Regions from separate parts of the Homo sapiens genome. Here region 1 is linked to region 2. The links are chromatin loops, found by intact Hi-C in ENCODE. Cell type or tissue: mammary epithelial cell. All regions are shown on one strand.

What was found. Hi-C counts contacts between places; a loop is a spot of excess contacts. Peaks named below come from ENCODE experiments on the same cell type or tissue, not always from the same donor. Only the 100,000 strongest peaks of a DNase experiment are listed, where the experiment ranks them.
Region 1: a loop joins it to region 2, with 2.5 times the contacts of the local background. A loop is called at or near these places in 2 of 110 quality-filtered maps.

The regions. Positions count from the first base shown.
Region 1 is chr6:81,731,657-81,736,656 of GRCh38, reverse strand. No RefSeq gene overlaps it. Among named protein-coding and RNA genes, the nearest start is that of TENT5A, 19 kb to the left of the region's middle. In mammary epithelial cell, a CTCF peak has its summit at 2,387 (motif pointing left); a DNase peak (open chromatin) is centred at 696.
Region 2 is chr6:81,979,453-81,984,452 of GRCh38, reverse strand. The region is part of intron 3 of LINC02542 (long intergenic non-protein coding RNA 2542); the gene reads left to right. Among named protein-coding and RNA genes, the nearest start is that of LINC02542, 120 kb to the left of the region's middle. In mammary epithelial cell, no CTCF peak of the experiment used is centred here; a DNase peak (open chromatin) is centred at 2,362; H3K27ac peaks cover 829 bases.

The DNA.
Region 1 (5,000 bases), 250 kb after region 2:
TGATGTCATAAGCCTTTCTCAGTACATAGTGGCACCAAAATTCTCTTGTCACTTGGTACATAGTTCATAGGGATGGGAGCACAGAGAATCAGGTTAGTGGGCCTGGATTTTAGTTCTGAACTTGTACTAGTTCATGCATTTCTAAAACTGTACTTAAAGAAACACATGCATGCCCAGGCCCACCCTTAGCCATTTTTATATAGTCAGACTTGAGTGAAGCAAAAATACCTGTGATTTTCACAAAGTGTTTCTGAAGCACAGCTCTGCTCAGAGCCCTTGCTTTACAGGTTCCAATAGTGTCAAATCTATGTCACTTAGCCTGAATCCTCTGGAAAGCCGAGCCTGAAGCAATGATTATGATTCTAATAGTTTATTTTCCAGATACAATCACATCACAGGATGTTGAGGTAAGGAACAGATGTAATCTCTTGCAACACAGTGTGCTACCATGCTGGCTACTGCATCACAGCCATAACACAACATATCAGATAATTCAGCAGGCTTGTTCAGTCAGCAGGAAGGAATTATCTAGAAGGCTTGAAAGGAAGCACTGTACCTGGGAGTAGTATGCAGGGGAGAGAAAGGAGAAATAATTGCCTGCTTGCTTTCTCTCTGTCTCCCTTTTCCCACTGGTCAAAATTCACTCTGGGTAGAACTACCTCTTTCACATTTCTAGTTGCTTCATCTGGTCCTTGAGTAACTGTGCAGGAATGCAAATTTTATGTCCTGTAGGGTGATGCTTCATTTAATTCCAAAGGTAGGGTTGATTTGGCAACATATGGGGTTCTGACTAAGAAAGAGAGGAAGAAAGTAGCTAAAGTTTATGTCCTTCAATGCAATATTGTCACTGAAGGTGAAGGAGAGATTATTGAGGGGTTATTTCAGCATGTCAAAAAGATAAAGTTGGATTTAAAGAGGGCATATAAGATTGAGGAAAGACAGGAGCCACACAGAATACATTGGGAAAATAAAAATTAGTGTTAAATATTGTTGATTGGCACTTGACATCTCTTTCCACCTTTCTATATTCTAACCTGCATCCCAGGAGTTGGAAGGCAAAGAGCTACATTTACAAGACTCTCTTGCTGCTAGGTTTCTGGCTGCAATTCAGATTTTGCCAATAGGTTGCACTTGTGCATAGTATGTGGTAGAGAGCCCCTTTTTATGTGGCTGTGGTACCACCACCAAGTTTCTGTAGATGTGTGTACTGGCGACAACAGTAATTTCTTCACCTATGGATTTCAGCTGTAGTGGAGTGACTTTAAAAGCAAGAGTTGGCCAAGTGTGGTGGCTCATACCTGTAATCCCAGCACTTTGGGAGCCCAAGGGGGAAGATAGTTTGAGCCCAGGAGTTTGAGACCAGCTTGGGCAACATAGTGAGACCCTATCTATAAAAAAGTTTAAAAAATTAGCTGGGCGTGGTGGCACATGCCTGTAGTCCCAGCTACTCTGGAGGCTGAGGCAGGAGGATCACTTGAGCCTGGTAGGTTAAGGACGAGGGGAGCCATGATTGTTCCATTGCACTCTAGCCTGAATGACAGAGTGAGACCTTGTCCCTCAAAAAAAACCAAAAAAAAAAACAAAAAAACCAAGAGTCCAGTAGGGCCCTCTGACTTTTCCTCCTTTAGCTCTTCCAACCATTTTGTAAGCACCCTCTTTCTGCATTAAAACTCTTTATGAGTCATATCCCTGGAGCAGTTTGGGTTTCCCGTAAATGCAGTAAGACAGCAGAAGCACTGAAAAAGAAGTAGAGCTTGTGGGATCTTGATACACAGACCCTCATGCTCAGCTCCTCATCTGCATTCATCGTCAGCCCAGGAATGGAAAGGGTAAGAAACAGCAAGTCTGCATTGTGGGAAGAGACAGTGTTTGGGATCAGGCTTTCAGGTTTGAATTCTAGTCTCAACACTTACTACTTAGTGAACCTTGGACTTTTGTTTCCTCAGCCTATAAAATGAACTAATACCTCCTCTAAACAACTTAGATTATGGCTATACAGATTTAATGAGATAATGGATATAAAAGTTATTTTAGCAGCTGTAATGTGTCCTAAATGTTAAAATCATAAATCATCAGTACTTTGAGTAATGAATGTTGTGTGTTGTCACCTGGCCTGGAAATGAACTGGCCCAAACAATTCCATAGGCAAGAGCAATGTGCTCACCATTGTATTCCCAGTTTCTAATACAGGGCTTGACATGCTGTTTGATAAATATTCATTGAATGAATGAATTAATGACAGATACCTGACAGCTTATTTACAGACTACAAGTTGCAGATGGGAAAATTAGAGTATCCCAATGCTTGTTTTTATTCATGACTAGCCAAGACTGCTCCCTACAGAGTGAGTAGAAAGCTTTTAAGGGACTCTTTGATCAACTCCTGCCCCCTTTTGGTTGGTGATTTAGCCAAGTATTTGGGAGTTGTCAGTGCATTTTTTTTCCAGTAAATATTTGAAGAACTCCCCAATATGTAAAGTTTTCTGGCCAAATCTTATCAACAAAATAGAAATAAGGCTGTTAGGAACCTGTGGCAAACGTATGAATGTCTACCTCCATTTTGCACTCGTCTATCTCATGAGGTGGTGCTGTGCAGTTTCGATTTTCTATATATTAGCATCTCTGTGGAACATTGTACACAAGCTAACATATTCTAACAAGCCCTGTGAGTGATTCTGAGGCATATAGAAGTTTCAAAGCCAGTGGTGTGATGACTTTCAAACTTGTCTACTGAGAAAATATTTTTACATGATTATGCATGTATTATCTTGTGTGAAACTTTCACAAAATCATTCTGAACCTTACCATCTAAAATAAAGGATATTTCCTAATATGTTCTATTCTACTCTATTCTAATCTATTTATATTTTGGTAAAATGCTGGTTGTGACTCACCAGACTGATTCCGCAAATCCCATGTGTTAACACCTATAGTTTGAAAAATACTGGTTTACATATTAGACCTAGCTTAGGAAATATGGCCTCTAATAATGTTACTACCTTACATTTGTGTAACAAAAATCATTTTATACATATTTTTATTTTCACTACACAAGAGCCAATATGTATATTATGACTCCCAATTTTACAGAAGAGGAAACAGATGTTACCTGGAATTATAATGCTACTGAACCACATATTGGAACTACATCTTATTCCAAAGTACACTGATATTTCTGTTACGCATCTAGTTCACTAGTTTTGGTACAACTTTTGTCATAAATAAGCTTTGTTACTTGTGGTGAGTTATTTCCGTTTTCCACACTTCAGTTGCCCCACTTATAAATAGTTTGAGGGTGGCCTAGGGTGGAGGAGTAGGGGACTAGGACTGGATGAGCAAAAGATTGGGAATGGGCTCGTTTTCTGCCTTAATCCTGACTGAAAGAATGCCATTTTCTTTCAGGAAAGACAGACAGGCACACACACAATTTACTAATTCCTTAAATTATAAATTTAATTATTTATCTTTTGATAATAACAATAATAACAACAATTAACAGCTAACATGTATTGAGCACTCATTCCAATTCAGGAACAGTGCTAAGAGCTTTAGATACTTGATTAAATCCTCATTACCTTAAGAGTTAGATGCCATTGTCATCACCACTTGCAGAAGTAGAGATTGATGCTTAAAGAGTTAAGTAGTTGCCCAAGGATACCCAGCCTGTTTGGCACAGTGGGAGAGCAGTGGGCTTACTTCAGAAGATTTAACCACCAAGCCACACTCCTGGCAAGGTGGTGATCTTGGCCACTATGCCAGATTGTCTACTTCCAGGAAACACCATTGAACATGAGTGACTGCAGTATATCTTATAACAGAGTTTTCCTGGAAACCAATCGAACTAAATCAAAAGAGTAACACTTCATGAACTGCTGTCTCTTAACTTCTGTAACAAACTACTGGCATAGCTGATATTGGAGTTGAGTTGTTAGCTAAAACTTCCAAGTGCTCCTTCCATTCTAAATGTCTCTGTTGTTTGCTAAAGTGATTTTTTTTTAAAGACTACGTAAAATCCACATGTTTCCTTCAAATTTGGCACTTGTAATCTGTTCCTAACTAGTAGTTTGTCAAATCACCTGGAATTTCAGAACTATTATATAAACAATTTGCATGCTGCCTTCAGAAGTTTTTGAAGTTGGGTGAGCATAATAAACCTTTTGGGACCGGGGGAAATATCAGAATTTCTGTTTTTAGCTCCTCCTTTTGAAAGTTTATGTCTGTGCGTAGTACATTAGTGTAGTCATACATGTATTAAATCAATAAATAAGTAAACAAACATTTATTGTGATTGTGTGATCAAAAAATTATAGAGACTATTGATTTAGTCACTTTTCTATGTGAAGCTTGATTTTCTCTCTTGATAGGGATAAGGTCTGTATTAGGCTTGTCTATTGCTATGTAACAAACCATCCCCCAAACTGGTAGCTTAAAACAATATCAATATTTCATTTTCTCACATAGTTGCAATTTGGGCAGGACTCAGAGGGTCAGCTTGTCTTTGCTTTGTCACAGTGGCTTGAAAGCTGGGCTGGAGCCATCTGAGGGCTGCTGACTCACAGGTGTGGTAGTGATGTTTTCTGTTGTCTGGGAAGATGCAAATGCTTTGAGACAAAAATGTCTGGAGCTCCTCAGCATTTCTTTCTTTCTCTTGTGGTCTTTCCATGTGGTCTCTCCAGTATGACAGCTTCAGAGTAGTGAGACGTATTACACAGCAGCTAGGGCTCTTGAAGTGCATGTCCCAAGGGAGAGAATCAGTCAGAATCCCAATGACCTTTTCTAATCTAGCCTTGGAACTTGTACTTGCTCACTGCTGCCACATCCTATTCTTCAGAAGTAAATCACTTGGTGAATAAGACTTTTTGATTGGAGGAGTGTCAAATAATTTGCTAACATACATTAACACCCCGTACACTTTGTTCAAGTGTCACTGGTTGGGCTAGTGAAAGGCCAATGATATGGGTTGGGAGCCATCTAAGTAAATTTGGGCTTTAAGTTATGAGG
Region 2 (5,000 bases):
TATAATTGGAATAATTCAGTATGTACTCTTTTGTGTAAGGCTTCTGTATTAGTTTTCTAGGGCTGCCATAACAAAATGCCATAGATTGAGTGATTTAAACAACAGAAATTTATTTTCTGATTTTTCTGAAGGCTGGAAGTTTGAGATCAAAGTGTCAGCAGGTTTGGTGTCTTCTGAGGCCTCTCTTCTTGGTTTGCAGATGGCAGCCTTCTCACTGTGACCTCAGAGATGGTCACCCCTCTGTTTATATTTTGTCCATGTCCTAATCTCTTCTTCTAATGTCACCAGCATATTGGATTAGGGCCTATCCATGAGACCTTATTTTTCCTAATAACCTCTAAAGGCCCCGCCACCAAACATGGACATATTCTGAAGTGCTGGGGGTTAGGACTTCAACATATGAACTTTTGGCAACACAATTTAGCACATAACAGCTATTTCAATTATCAAACTGTTTTTGAGATTTATCTGTGTTGATTTTATGAGTAGTTTTTTCTTTTTATTGCTGAGTAGTTTATTGTATGAATGTGTCACAGTTTACTTGTTATTTTAACAGACACCTGGGCTATTTCCAGTTTTTGGTTATTGTGAATGAAGTGACTTAAACATTATGCTTCAAATCTTTTTGCCAATGTATATTTTCATTTATTTTTGCTTAATACGTAAAAGTGGAATTACTGGCTATATGAGCAGATGTTCATTTAACTTCATTAAAAACTTCTCCCAAATTTTCCAGTGTGGTGGAAAATTTCTCACTATCGGTTTATGAGAATTGCAGTTTCTCCAAATCCTTAGCAACATTTAGCTCTATAGGTATTTTAAAATTTTATTCATTTTGGTGGATGTATACTAGTATCTCAATGTGGGTTTAATTTGCATTTTCCCCCAGTGACTAATGATGTATTAGGTTGGTGCAAAAGTAATTGAGGTTTTTGCCATTAAAAGTACTTTTGCATCAAACTAATAGAAACAAAATTACTTTTTTGTTTCTATTATTTGTTCCATTACCAACAAAATTACTTTTGCACCAATCTAATAGAATACTTTTGCATGTACTCATTGGCCATTTGTGTGTCAGACTTTTAATTCACATTAAGTAGAGGGCAGCTGGGGGCACAGGCAACATTCATGTGAAGCAAATGTTCTCAGCATGTTTATCACCTAAGTCCTCTAAAGATCCAGTTCTCATATTTCACCTGATGTTTGTGACCTCTCTGAGCATTTCATGTGTGACTTGAAGAAATTCAGGCATAAATTATCTAAGAGCATGACATTGACCTTAAAAAAAGAAAGAACGGAGTGTGTGTATGACACCACATTTTCATATTTATTGGTGTTCCTTCAAATTACAAATATGCGAGAAGAAAGAAAGTACTGTAATTAAAATTGGCCTAGATAATAACTGGACAGGCAGTTGGAAAACTGTGATGTTTGGATCTCTATCTCACCCCACTCACAATATAAATTCCAGATGGGTAAATAATCTATTTTAATTATTTTTAATCAAATACACATTCATTTTTATGAACTCAAATATTTCTTAAAAGTTTGTAATGGAAATATTAGTCTTTTACTCCACCTCTTTTCTAGCCTCCAAGTCCTGTTATCCACAGGCATTTCAACTATGCTTGTTTTTTTTTTCTACATAATATGGCTATATAGCTGTTTTGGCTTATCAATTTTAGACATTATCTGTTGACTTCCCTCCATAGTAAATGAAGACTTATCCTTCTGAAACACCTCTCACTCCTCTTAGCCCTATCTCCCCCCTCAACATAATAATAGAATTTTGGTTAGATCACATCCGTGTTTAAATATTATAACATGAAAATATTGTTTACTGCTTTCCCAAAAGGCATTCTATAAGAACATAACATTTCATTTTTAATCTCTCATTAAGTGATTTTCTTTTGCTCAATTACATCCTTAAATTTCAATTAAGCTTTCTGAAAGTATCTGAAAGTATGATTTGCTAGAACAAGGAATATAATGGATAAACGCCAAAGAATAAAATAAGACAAGGATGAGTGGAGAATCAAGCCATACTGGTACATGGGCTCAGCAGACAAACAGACTTGAGATGGAATTTCAGCGTTGCCACTTGCTAGCCATGTGACCTTAGGAAAATTATTGAACTTTCTAACTTGTCTCAGTTTCTTAATCTGAAACATGAGAATGATAGAAAATATAATTTATGGAATACCTACCATGAACCAGGCATAACATATATGTGCAAAGAGAGAGAGAGAGAGAGAGGAGGTGCACCAGGCCGAAGGTGTACTGATTTTATTTGTAAGCTATACAGCATCACTATAATGGCATTTCATTCATTAGAGGTGAGTCACTAAGGCTGGATCATGTTCAGGGGGAAGGAAACTAGATTTCACTTCTTGAGGGGGAATGGCATGCTTCTGGAACAGCATATGGAACTAAAAATATTGTTGTGGCCATTTTTGGAGACTGTTCTGTTTCTGTTTCTGTGTGTTTCATAGTGGAAGGGAAGAGGTGAGGGCAGAGATTGATGAAAGAGAAGTCTAAAGAGGTAAGCAGTCATCAGGTTATGTATAGTCACTTAGATCATTCTAACAGAGTTAGACTGTATCAAGAAGGCAGTGTAACATTTGGAAGGGGAATGACATAATTAAATGAAATGTTTATCAAAATTATGTGGATTGTGGCATGAAAGAGGCAAAAGTGAAAGCAAGAATTTCAACTGGAGGCTGTTGTAGTAATCCAGTCAAGAGGTGATGCTGCCATAAACTGTTGAATTTGGAGAAGGGTGGAAGACAGTTTTGAGATATTTTGGAGGTAGAATACTTAGTACTTAGAGAGTGACTGGGGCCAGAGTGATAGAAAGCTTTCTGTCTTAGGCAACCATAACAAAGTATGTTGGGGAGGGTGATATGACACCATTTACTAAGATGAGGGACACAGGAGGAGGAGCAGGTATGAGAGAGGGTGAAGAATAAAACATAATTTAGTTTTGTTTATGTGAAGTGGGGGCAACTGTGCTATGTCCTATTGAGATACCTTGTTTGTTATTAGCAAAAGCTGTGGAGCCCAGCAACAAAATAAAGTTTGTTAGTCATCAGTCTATAAGCTTTAATTTAAGGAATAGAAGTGGTTGAGGTCACTCAGCATTTGTGAAAAGTGAAAAGGGAGTTCTAGAAAAGACCCCTGTGAAACATTACAACTTAAGAAAAATGATAGCTACCTAAACCAAAAACCAAACATCTTCCCAAAACTATACAGATAAGGAGAGCAAGTAAAACTCTATGGACCCATGCCCACCACATAACTAGGAGATAAAAGATACCAAAAATTTCATTTACATGAAAGAGGGGAAATAAACTAACCAGCAAAGACAACTCTGGAGCACACATCAAAATGGAAATCAAGTGGAGACTTCATGGTAAAAGGAAGGCGGGGTGTTTAGCGGTGATAAAACAATGAATTAAAAAAATCATCTCGTATGTCAGAATGCTGGCTGCAGGAATTCAAAAGGAAGTGGCTCAAAATGCAGGGGATCTAAGATGGAAATCTTGGAAGAGTCCCATCTGTGGGGAATTGAAAGGACTTGGTGGTGAAGGAAATAAGAGAAAAAAATCATTGGAAAATAGGATCCAAATAAACAAAAGAAGATTACTTAATAAAAAGTCAAACTGACCAGGCGTGGTGGCTCATACCTGTAATCCCAGCAGTTTGGGAGGCTGAGGCAGGCGGATCACCTGAGGTTGGGAGTTTGAGACCAGCTTGGCCAATATGGAGAAACCCCATCTATACTAAAAATACAAAAATTAGCCAGGCGTGGTGGCACATGCCTGTAATCCCAGCTACTCAGGAGGCTGAGACAGGAGAATCGCTTGAACCCAGGAGGTGGAGGTTGCAGTGAGCCAAGATTGTGCCATTGCACTCCAACCTAGGCAACAAGAGCAAAACTCCATCTCAAAAAAATAAATAAATAAAATAAAATAAAATAAAGTCAAACCAATTCTTCTCTTAAAAAATGGTGCCATTTAATAAAATTACATTTTATTATATCAACAGAAGAGGGTGCTCTTGAACTAAAAAACTAGTAAGCCACCAAATGTCTCACATTTGTCAACACAGAATTATTCCTTATTGTTAATCCAGAAAATACAAGATATTTACTGTAAACAACAACCATAAAGGTTACTATATAAAGAAGATGGAAAATAAGAATCAAAATGTTCCTACTGATGAAAATTCTAAGAAAAATCCGTGAAGAGTAATAAAACTGAATTAAATAATATTATTTTCATATGTTAAGAAGCCCATCCCAATAGAAACTCAAATATTCAGAAGAAAGGGGCGAAAGGATATGAGAATTAAGCTAAATCCAGAAAGAAATAGGAAAAAAAAGGATAAAATCATTTTAGGAATGAAAACTAAGCTACAGGGTAACCAAGAGAGAAAGGAATCAATGACAAATATCACAAGGGAAATTGAGGAAGAGAATTAAAATAGCCAAGAGAGTGAAAATAACAAGAAAAAGAAACAATCAGCAAGTGATAGTTATAGAAGATAGGCAAAGAAGATCTCACATACATACAATTGGAGTCTTTAAATCAGAAAAAAACAAAGCAGTGGAATAACAGAAATGTTATTTAAAATTATTGTTTTATTATAAATTTAAAAACCTGAATCCACCTATGTGGGACTAAAAGTGACTTAGAATGATCAACTCAGAAATATGTGCTAATGAACTTTTAGACTTTAATGATTAAAAAATAATCTCAGGTGTTCCAGACAAAAAGACAATATAATTTACAAGAGAAAGAAATAAAGTTTAAATCAGAGTTCTTGACAGCAAGATACAAAGCAAAACAACTTTGAAACAAGAGTTTTTAAAAGCAAGAACAGGAAGTGTGAGTGAAAGCTTTTATATCTAGACAAGTTAGTGTTAAACCACCAATGCTATATAAAAACAGTTTTGAAGATAAAGTGTGAGAACTGAAGGAGTGGTATATTCACAAATA